Regions from separate parts of the Homo sapiens genome. Here all the other regions are linked to region 3. A link is a loop called in an ENCODE intact Hi-C map of the cell type or tissue named here. Cell type or tissue: endothelial cell of umbilical vein. All regions are shown on one strand.

The links. Peaks named below come from ENCODE experiments on the same cell type or tissue, not always from the same donor. Only the 100,000 strongest peaks of a DNase experiment are listed, where the experiment ranks them.
Region 1: a loop joins it to region 3, with 2.5 times the contacts of the local background. A loop is called at or near these places in 1 of 110 quality-filtered maps.
Region 2: a loop joins it to region 3, with 2.3 times the contacts of the local background. A loop is called at or near these places in 1 of 110 quality-filtered maps.

What each region holds. Positions count from the first base shown.
Region 1 is chr5:138,843,834-138,846,333 of GRCh38, forward strand. All of the region lies in intron 7 of CTNNA1 (catenin alpha 1), which reads left to right. Among named protein-coding and RNA genes, the nearest start is that of LRRTM2, 30 kb to the right of the region's middle. In endothelial cell of umbilical vein, no CTCF peak of the experiment used is centred here; a DNase peak (open chromatin) is centred at 1,488; H3K27ac peaks cover 598 bases.
Region 2 is chr5:138,761,444-138,763,943 of GRCh38, forward strand. All of the region lies in intron 1 of CTNNA1 (catenin alpha 1), which reads left to right. Among named protein-coding and RNA genes, the nearest start is that of CTNNA1-AS1, 8.8 kb to the left of the region's middle. In endothelial cell of umbilical vein, no CTCF peak of the experiment used is centred here; no DNase peak of the experiment used is centred here; H3K27ac peaks cover 195 bases.
Region 3 is chr5:138,899,150-138,901,649 of GRCh38, forward strand. The region is part of intron 9 of CTNNA1 (catenin alpha 1); the gene reads left to right. Among named protein-coding and RNA genes, the nearest start is that of LRRTM2, 25 kb to the left of the region's middle. In endothelial cell of umbilical vein, no CTCF peak of the experiment used is centred here; a DNase peak (open chromatin) is centred at 1,542; H3K27ac peaks cover 1,619 bases.

The sequences.
Region 1 (2,500 bases), 55 kb before region 3:
GTCCTTGAAGTAAAACCCTTTGTCACTGTATTCAATTTGGGTTTCTGGATTCCCCCAAAAGGAGTCTACTGTAGTTACTGAACAGTGCAGAATTTTCTTGGCTAAATTAAAAGTAAGCACTTTTTTTAGAAGGTCAAAAGTGATCATTGCCTATTCATCTAGGCATTCCATTGTGCAATTCTTAAGGCTTTTTTTGGAGACTTGGCCCTTCCCCAAGTAATTTAATTTTTCTTTTTAAACCAAAGTGGAAGCAAGTTTGTGGAAAGCAAAGGAATAAAGAATGGCCACTCCATAGGCAGAGCATTTTAAAAATTTAAAAATTTTTAAAATTTTAAAAATAAAAGTAGAGATGGGGTTTTGCTGTGTTGCTCAGGCTGGTCTCACATTCCTGGACTCAAGCGATCCACCTGCCTCGGCATGCCCAAGTGCTGGGATTATAGACACAAGCCACCGCACCTGGCCCCAGAGTCATATTTTTAAAGTTCTGTCTTGTATAGTACGAAACCTTTTGTCTCTTAGCTGCTTGACTTTTATATAATTTAGTAGTGATGTTTACATTGTTCACTAGACTTTGATTGAATTGAATTTAATAAATGGCAGTAATCAGGTGTTTTTTGGTGGAGGGGTTAGCTTGCTGTCTTCAGGTTTCCTATGCTTGAGAATTTGCCTCAACACAATTTTAGGTGGCTGTAACACTATTTTGTTGGCCAGTATAATTTTAGATTCCTCACTTTGGTTGTTGGTTGTTAAAAGACATAGGGAGCTTTGTTTGACTCTAAATCTACCATTGTCTGTCTCTTTCCTTTTCTTTGGTGTTCTTTTTTAGGGGACGAAAGTAAGAATTGAGAAGATCTGGCTTAGATAATGCTAGTAATGGAGATTTTAAAAAATTACCTATTATTTTATTATTATAAAGCACTAGAGCAAGTATAGAATTATGTATAGTAAGTAGGATATACAAAGAAAGAAAAGATTGGCATTCATTGGCTCTGGGGAGTGGGCTAAGGTTAAAACAAAGATTTAGAGTCAAAAATTAATTAGTGTGCAGGAGACAGCAAACCTCTTGGCTTGGTGGGAATGAAAAACTATTTAATAAGCATAACTGGCTAGAAGCAGTCTTCTTTCCCCATTAGTAGGTGGCTCACTGACATTGTCCTAGGTGTTTGAAATGTTTGTTTTTCTCCCTTTAATTTGCTCCTGTGTATAAAGTTACTGCCGAAGGAGCCAGGACTGAATCAGACTTGAGCAATACGGGGCTTGTGGAAAGAGATGTTTTGATCATATTGTTATTTTTGTGTCATAAAATCTTAGATTGGCAACTTTCTTCTAGGGTGGATTTAGCCTTTGATACATTTTCTTAGGCCCACGAAAATGAGCTGCTAAAGTAGAAATGAATAAAACTATTCGGTTTAGCCTCTAGACAGTGACACATTAAGGACTAATGACTGCCAAAAGGAAATGTCAAACACTAAGCTAGTCTACTTTCTTTGGCAGCTGAGAATCCGGTGAATCAACAGTTTTAGGGGGTGTATATTTAATGTGGGTGGAGGAAGAAAGTGTCTAACATTCTTTAAGGCCCTGTTCAGCAAAGTTGGAATTGGAGCCTGATTCTACCTTTCTAAACACAAGAAAGTCACATGCTATAGAATGAGGGTGGTTACTGTTTGTCACGTAGATAGTATCGACTAAGACATTTTAAAATGTGTTTACAGGCTTTGTCTTTATTTTCATTTAATTGTTGGTAGGTGCGAAGCAGCATGCATTTGTGTGTGAGAGGGACATACTTCAGAGTTTTGATTGCCTTGGTCCCCCTTTTCATAAACAGGAATTATCTGAAGAGTCTTGTGGAAGAGAATGGATAAAACTGTGATCCTTGAGGCATAAGGAGCAAATTTAGACTGAATTTCTACTAAATTACTGTTAAGAAAAGGACAACAAATTTAGAGCTTTTAAGCTTATAACCGAGTATGATTGCCATGTCCTGGGTACTTGATTGCCATGTCCTGGGTACTTAACAGTTTAGCACTTAAATATTCACATATAGATATAGGGTCAGGGAATGATAGCTAAAGGGTACAGGTTTTTTTTGTTTTTTTGTTTTTTGTTTTTTTGAGACAGATTCTCGCTGTCTGGCCCAGGCTGGAGTGAAGTGGCGCGATCACGGCTCACTGCAACCTCCGCCCCCTAGGTTCAAGCGATTCTCCTGCCTCAGCCTCCCAAGTAGCTGGGATTACAAGCGCCCACCACCACGCCCGGCTAATTTTCATACTTTTAGAGACAGGGTCTAATTTTCATACTTTTAGAGACAGGGTTTCACCATCTTGGCCAGGCTGGTCTTGAACTCCTGGCCTCAGGTGATCCACCCTCCTCGGCCTCTCAAAGTGCTGGGATTACAGGCGCGAGCCACTGCGCCTGGCCCAAGGGTACTGGGTTTCTTTAGGAGATGATAAAATGCTCTAAAATTGACTGTAGTAATGGTTGTACATATCTGTGAATAAAC
Region 2 (2,500 bases), 140 kb before region 3:
CCAGGCTGGTTTTGAACTCCTGACCTCAAATGATCCGTCCGCCTCCTAAAGTGCTGGGATTGCGGGCTTTAGCCACTCACCTGGCCCACACAGCTGTTTTTAGATTGGTATACGAGAGAGTGAATTTTATTGTGCATAAAAGGTGGAAAAATGAACAGGTAAAAAAATTTACTCAAAAAAATTTTGGGGGTGAGTTTGGCCTTCTATATGGAGATAATAAATAAGTAGTGAAAAACATGAACCCAATTATTCTTTCTACCTTCTCTGCCCAAATCATTTTTTTCTCAAGTGACCAAAACCACACACTTTGAGGTCTTTTTGTTGTTGTTGATACAGGGTCTCACTCAGTCATCCAGGCTGGAGTGCAGTGGTGCAATCACACCTCACTGCAGCCTTGACCTCCCGGGTTGAAAGTGATCCCCTCACCGCAGCCTCCTATGGAGCTGGGACTACAGGCGCCTGCCACAATGCCTGGCTAATTTTTGTGTTTTCTGTAGAGACAGAGTTTCACCGTGTTTCCCAGGCTGGTCTCAAACTCCTGAGCTCAAGTGATCCACCTGCCTTGGCCTCCCAAAGAGCTGAGATTACAGGCGTGACCCACTGCGCCTGGCCCACTTTGAAGTCCTAAAGAAATTTAGGTTATTATTCTATGCATGTTGGAGGATTTAAGTCTTATTAGCAGCTTCTGTTTTCTGTAAGGAAAAAGTTAAAACACATCTGGAAGAGTCTCATAGAGCAGCACTTTCTGAAACTTGCCTGGGTACCAGTATGCCTGCTTCCAGACCTTGAAGATATTACATGTACTGCTTGGTGATCTGCCCTGTCCCCCACATGTTGTGGGCCTGGATTGAATGGACTGAACAGTGTGGGGAATTAGTCCAGCGTGACTTGCCTTGTCTCATGCTGTTTGCTCACTTGTGAGAGCACTATACTGAATTATCCATTATTGAAAGTTCCAAGTGTGCAAAGAACCACACTTCAAAAATAAAATGTCAACATTGCCCTTTCTCTGTTAGAGCCTTAAATGTTCATTATTTTCTTTAGTTTTTTTTTATAACTATCAAACTTATTTTTCTCCATGTGGAAGTATGCCACAACTCCATTTCTAATGGAGCTTGAAATTAGCATGTATTTCCACTTACTTGTTGATGGGCTGTCATCGATCAACCCCTCTTTTTGATTGGGATTTAATTTGTGGTTTTTTTTTTTTACCAGCTGTAAGTTTGGAGTAATGCATGTAATGTAAATACAGTTCACAGGGCAACTTCGGATGTTCTAAATACTTGTAACATTTGCTCATTTTGAACAATATTGTATGAGTAGTGTGAAGTGATTTTTAAAATGTCTGTCATTTTTTTCATGTTCCCATTTTATTAAAAGGAGGGATGGAACTATATTGTGGAAGCTAATGTAATTTTTGTCTCTAAGAGGTTTTTTTTTCTTTTTAGACTAAAAGGGCTTAACAGAAGAAAAATTTATCTTTCTTAATTGCTAATTTAAAGGCTAATTTTTTCCCTAGATTGCTTAGTTTTGACTATTTGATTCCATCATATCAAGCTGTGAATTTCCTTCATTTTCTTGTTTTGAGGTTTCATTATTAAATATTGTCAAAAATAAGTGGCTCATCAACTCTCTTGAAAGTGTCTTATTGCTATGTTTTTTTTTGTCAGTATTTGACATTCTGAATTGAAGATGTGAGTTGGAAACCTGGTTAATTACCAAGTTACATAATCCTGTATTTATTAACTAGGTTAGACTACATACAGACTGTTCTTGAAAATGAAAGTGCTGTTATAACTCAGAAAACACATTCACTATGGCCCATTTCAAGTTAATTGAAGGATTGAGCCTTTGATAGTGCATTTGCCCTGTGCGGCTCTGTTACATGCATTCTTTCTAGGCAAAGATGCATTGTTACCATTCTCTCATGGTATGTTGAATATTTCATTAGATTCAATATTTCAATATTAATCCAAGCTTTTTTTTTGAGACAGGGTCAAGCCATCCTCCCACCTCAGCCTTCTGAATAGCTGGGACCATAGGTGTGTACTACGACACCCAGCTAATTTTTTACATTTTTAGTAGAGACAGGTCTCACCATATTGCTTAGGCTGATCTTTGAACTCCTGAACTCAAGCGATCTGCCCACCTTGGCCTCCAAAGTGCTAGGATTACAGGCATGTGCCACTGTGCCTGGCCTGAGTTTACAATCCAAATTCTAAATCATGGTTTGTGAAATATGATGGTGCAGTGAATAAGCTAGAGGCTAAAAGGGAGAAGCATGTTACTATTACTGATGAAACAGTGTTTGTGGGTTTTATATTCCTGGGGATCTCTAAATTGGCAAAAGGTTTCATGAGGGATTCATTTGTTGTCATTCTCTTGCGTCTGTGGACCTGGGTTATCATATTTTTAGAAAAGCTTTGGACTGACTTTTAAGTGTGTCTTTAGAAACCTGCCATTTAGGCTGGGTGCGGTGGCTCACGCCTTTAATCCCAGC
Region 3 (2,500 bases):
CACAGGTGGTGGTTTTGCTTATTCTTGCCCAAGACGGCTCATTTCCTTGTATACTTTTGTTTTTGTTTTTGTTTTTTTAATTTGTGAGTTCACATTCCTGGAGTTTTATTGTGGGAATTCTTTGAAGCCTGTGTTTAGCTTACCTTCCATGAGGTAAAATTTTCATTTATATTTGCTTCTGCCACCTGCTTAGAGGTACTACTAATACATAACCTCTTAAATGTAAAAGTTTTCTGAACCATATACATAACATAATTTCTATACCTAAACCTCTGCCAGCTTTTGATTAGAATTTGGAGTGGGGTATAGGGGCTTTTTCTTCTTTTCCTCCCTGAGCGAATGCTTAGACTGAGAAATACCCTCTTTCCATGGTGACTTTCTTGATCACTCTTAGGGTTGGTCACTTACTAGGGTTGTTGCCTTTTGCCTGTTCCAGCTCTGCGCAGTCTCTGATCTGAGTCATCTACCTTGAGAGGACCCTGGCCTTGGCCCATTAAAACCCAAGTTCTCATCATGAAATGGTGCCTCCCTGCAAAACCCCCCACCACCCACCAGAGGAAACACTGTTTTGGCTGATTGCTTACTTCTCTGAAGTTCTCCTTTCTCTTTTCTAGCCTCTGACAATTTCTCTTAATTTTTCACCTGCCTAGCTCTGCATTAAAAATTGAAAAAGCATTATTAAAGCATAATCTGTATACCATAAAATTAACCATTTTAAGTGTACAATTCAGATTTTGGTAAGTTTACAGAACTGTGCACCCATCACCACAATCTAGTTGTAGAATTTTTCTATTATCCATGCATACTTCATTTTTCAGTATTGTAAGATATCTTATTTCTCCTAATAAGATCACCAACACCTTTCCCTGGAAATTGGAAAGGTAGGGGCTTATCATCATTTCCCCTGTGGGTTTGGAAGTAGTTGTTAAAAACTTATTGAGTGCCTCTGAAATGTTATGACCTGCATTTGGGACTTTTACTTTATGTACGACAAGTTTGTAAAAGTTGAGTTTTTGATTTTATTGTTATTTTTGACTTTTAGACATTCAGATCATTTTAAAGAAGAAAACTCGGGTGCTAGCTTGGCCCAGGGGCACAGGGGAAGAGATGAATGTTTTGAACTCTGTTCCTTTGGGCTGCTGCTGCGTTGGTGGGTCATTATTTAGACTTAAAAGCTCCCTGTCCCACATCTCTTCTCACTTGCTTACTCCTACAACAGGTATAAACTGTTATGAGAGTCAGTCATTAATTTATTATCAAGAACAAAAAGAAATCTTATCTTGTCTTCCTACAAACATTCCAGGATAAGAGGAACTCAGCCAAATAGGAAGCCAGGAGCAGTTAAGGAAGTGGGAAACAACTTGTGTTCGACTTCAGTAAATCATAAATCTATGTATAATAGAGAAAAATAGTCATTATGGTTACAGAAGGAGCAGGATTGAAATAAAGTCATAATGGGATTTTTTCCTAAATGAAACTTCATTTAACAAATTTTATGTAAGTAAAGATCATCCATCGTGGAGTAAAGGTAGAGCCTTCCTAAAAGACTGAAAAAGTTGTCTGTCATGTACAGATGTCTAATCTGTTGATCTGACACAGGGGGGCTGTGAGTCATTTCCTCAACAGCTCAGATTTGAGCTTGGGTTTTCCTGAAACCAGCAAAACCCAAGGCCGATTGTTTAAATGTTTTCTGAAACCTGCTCTTCCGCAAGGTCCAAACTTCCACACAGTAGGCACAGATGGTACAAAAGAGGGCTGCCTGATCTCAAACTAGTGGTTGTGGTGTCAGTCTTAGCCTACCTCTTCGAATAGTGGGAATCAGAGACATTTTAGTTGTTAATACAAGTAACTGTGGTAGGAAAGATAATAATTTATTCTCCTAACAAATCCAGAGATACTTCTCACTGTTCTACGAAGTCTTGGCTCTGCTGGGTTCTCTGTGGAAGTTAACTGCTCCAAGTGTTTTTCTTTTCTCTTCTCTTCTCTTCCGCTCCCCTCCCCTCCCCTCTTTTCTCTTTTCTCTTTTTTGAGAGAGTCTCGCTCTGTTGTCCAGGCTGGAGTGCAGTGGCGCCATCTCAGCTCACTTCAACCTCCACCTCCTGAGTTCAAGCAATTCTCATGCCTCAGCCTCCCAAGCAGCTGGGATTACAGGGGCGTGCCACCACGCTGGGCCAATTTTTGTATTTTTAGTAGAGGTGAGGTTTCACTATGTGGCCAGGGGTGGGTCTCCCAACTCCTGGCCTCAAGCAGTCCGCCCACCTCGGCCTCCCAAACTGCTGGTATTACAAGCATGAGCCACCACACCCAGCCTCTTTCTTTTTTTGGGACATGGTCTTGCAGTCATGGCTTGCTGCAGCCTCGACCTTCTGGGCTCAAGCTATTCTCCCAACTCAGCCTTCCAATTAGCTGGGACTATAGGTGCGTGCCACCACACCCAGCCAATGAAAAATTTTTTAATGTATAGAGATGGGGTCTTGCTATGTAGCCCAGGCTGGTCACA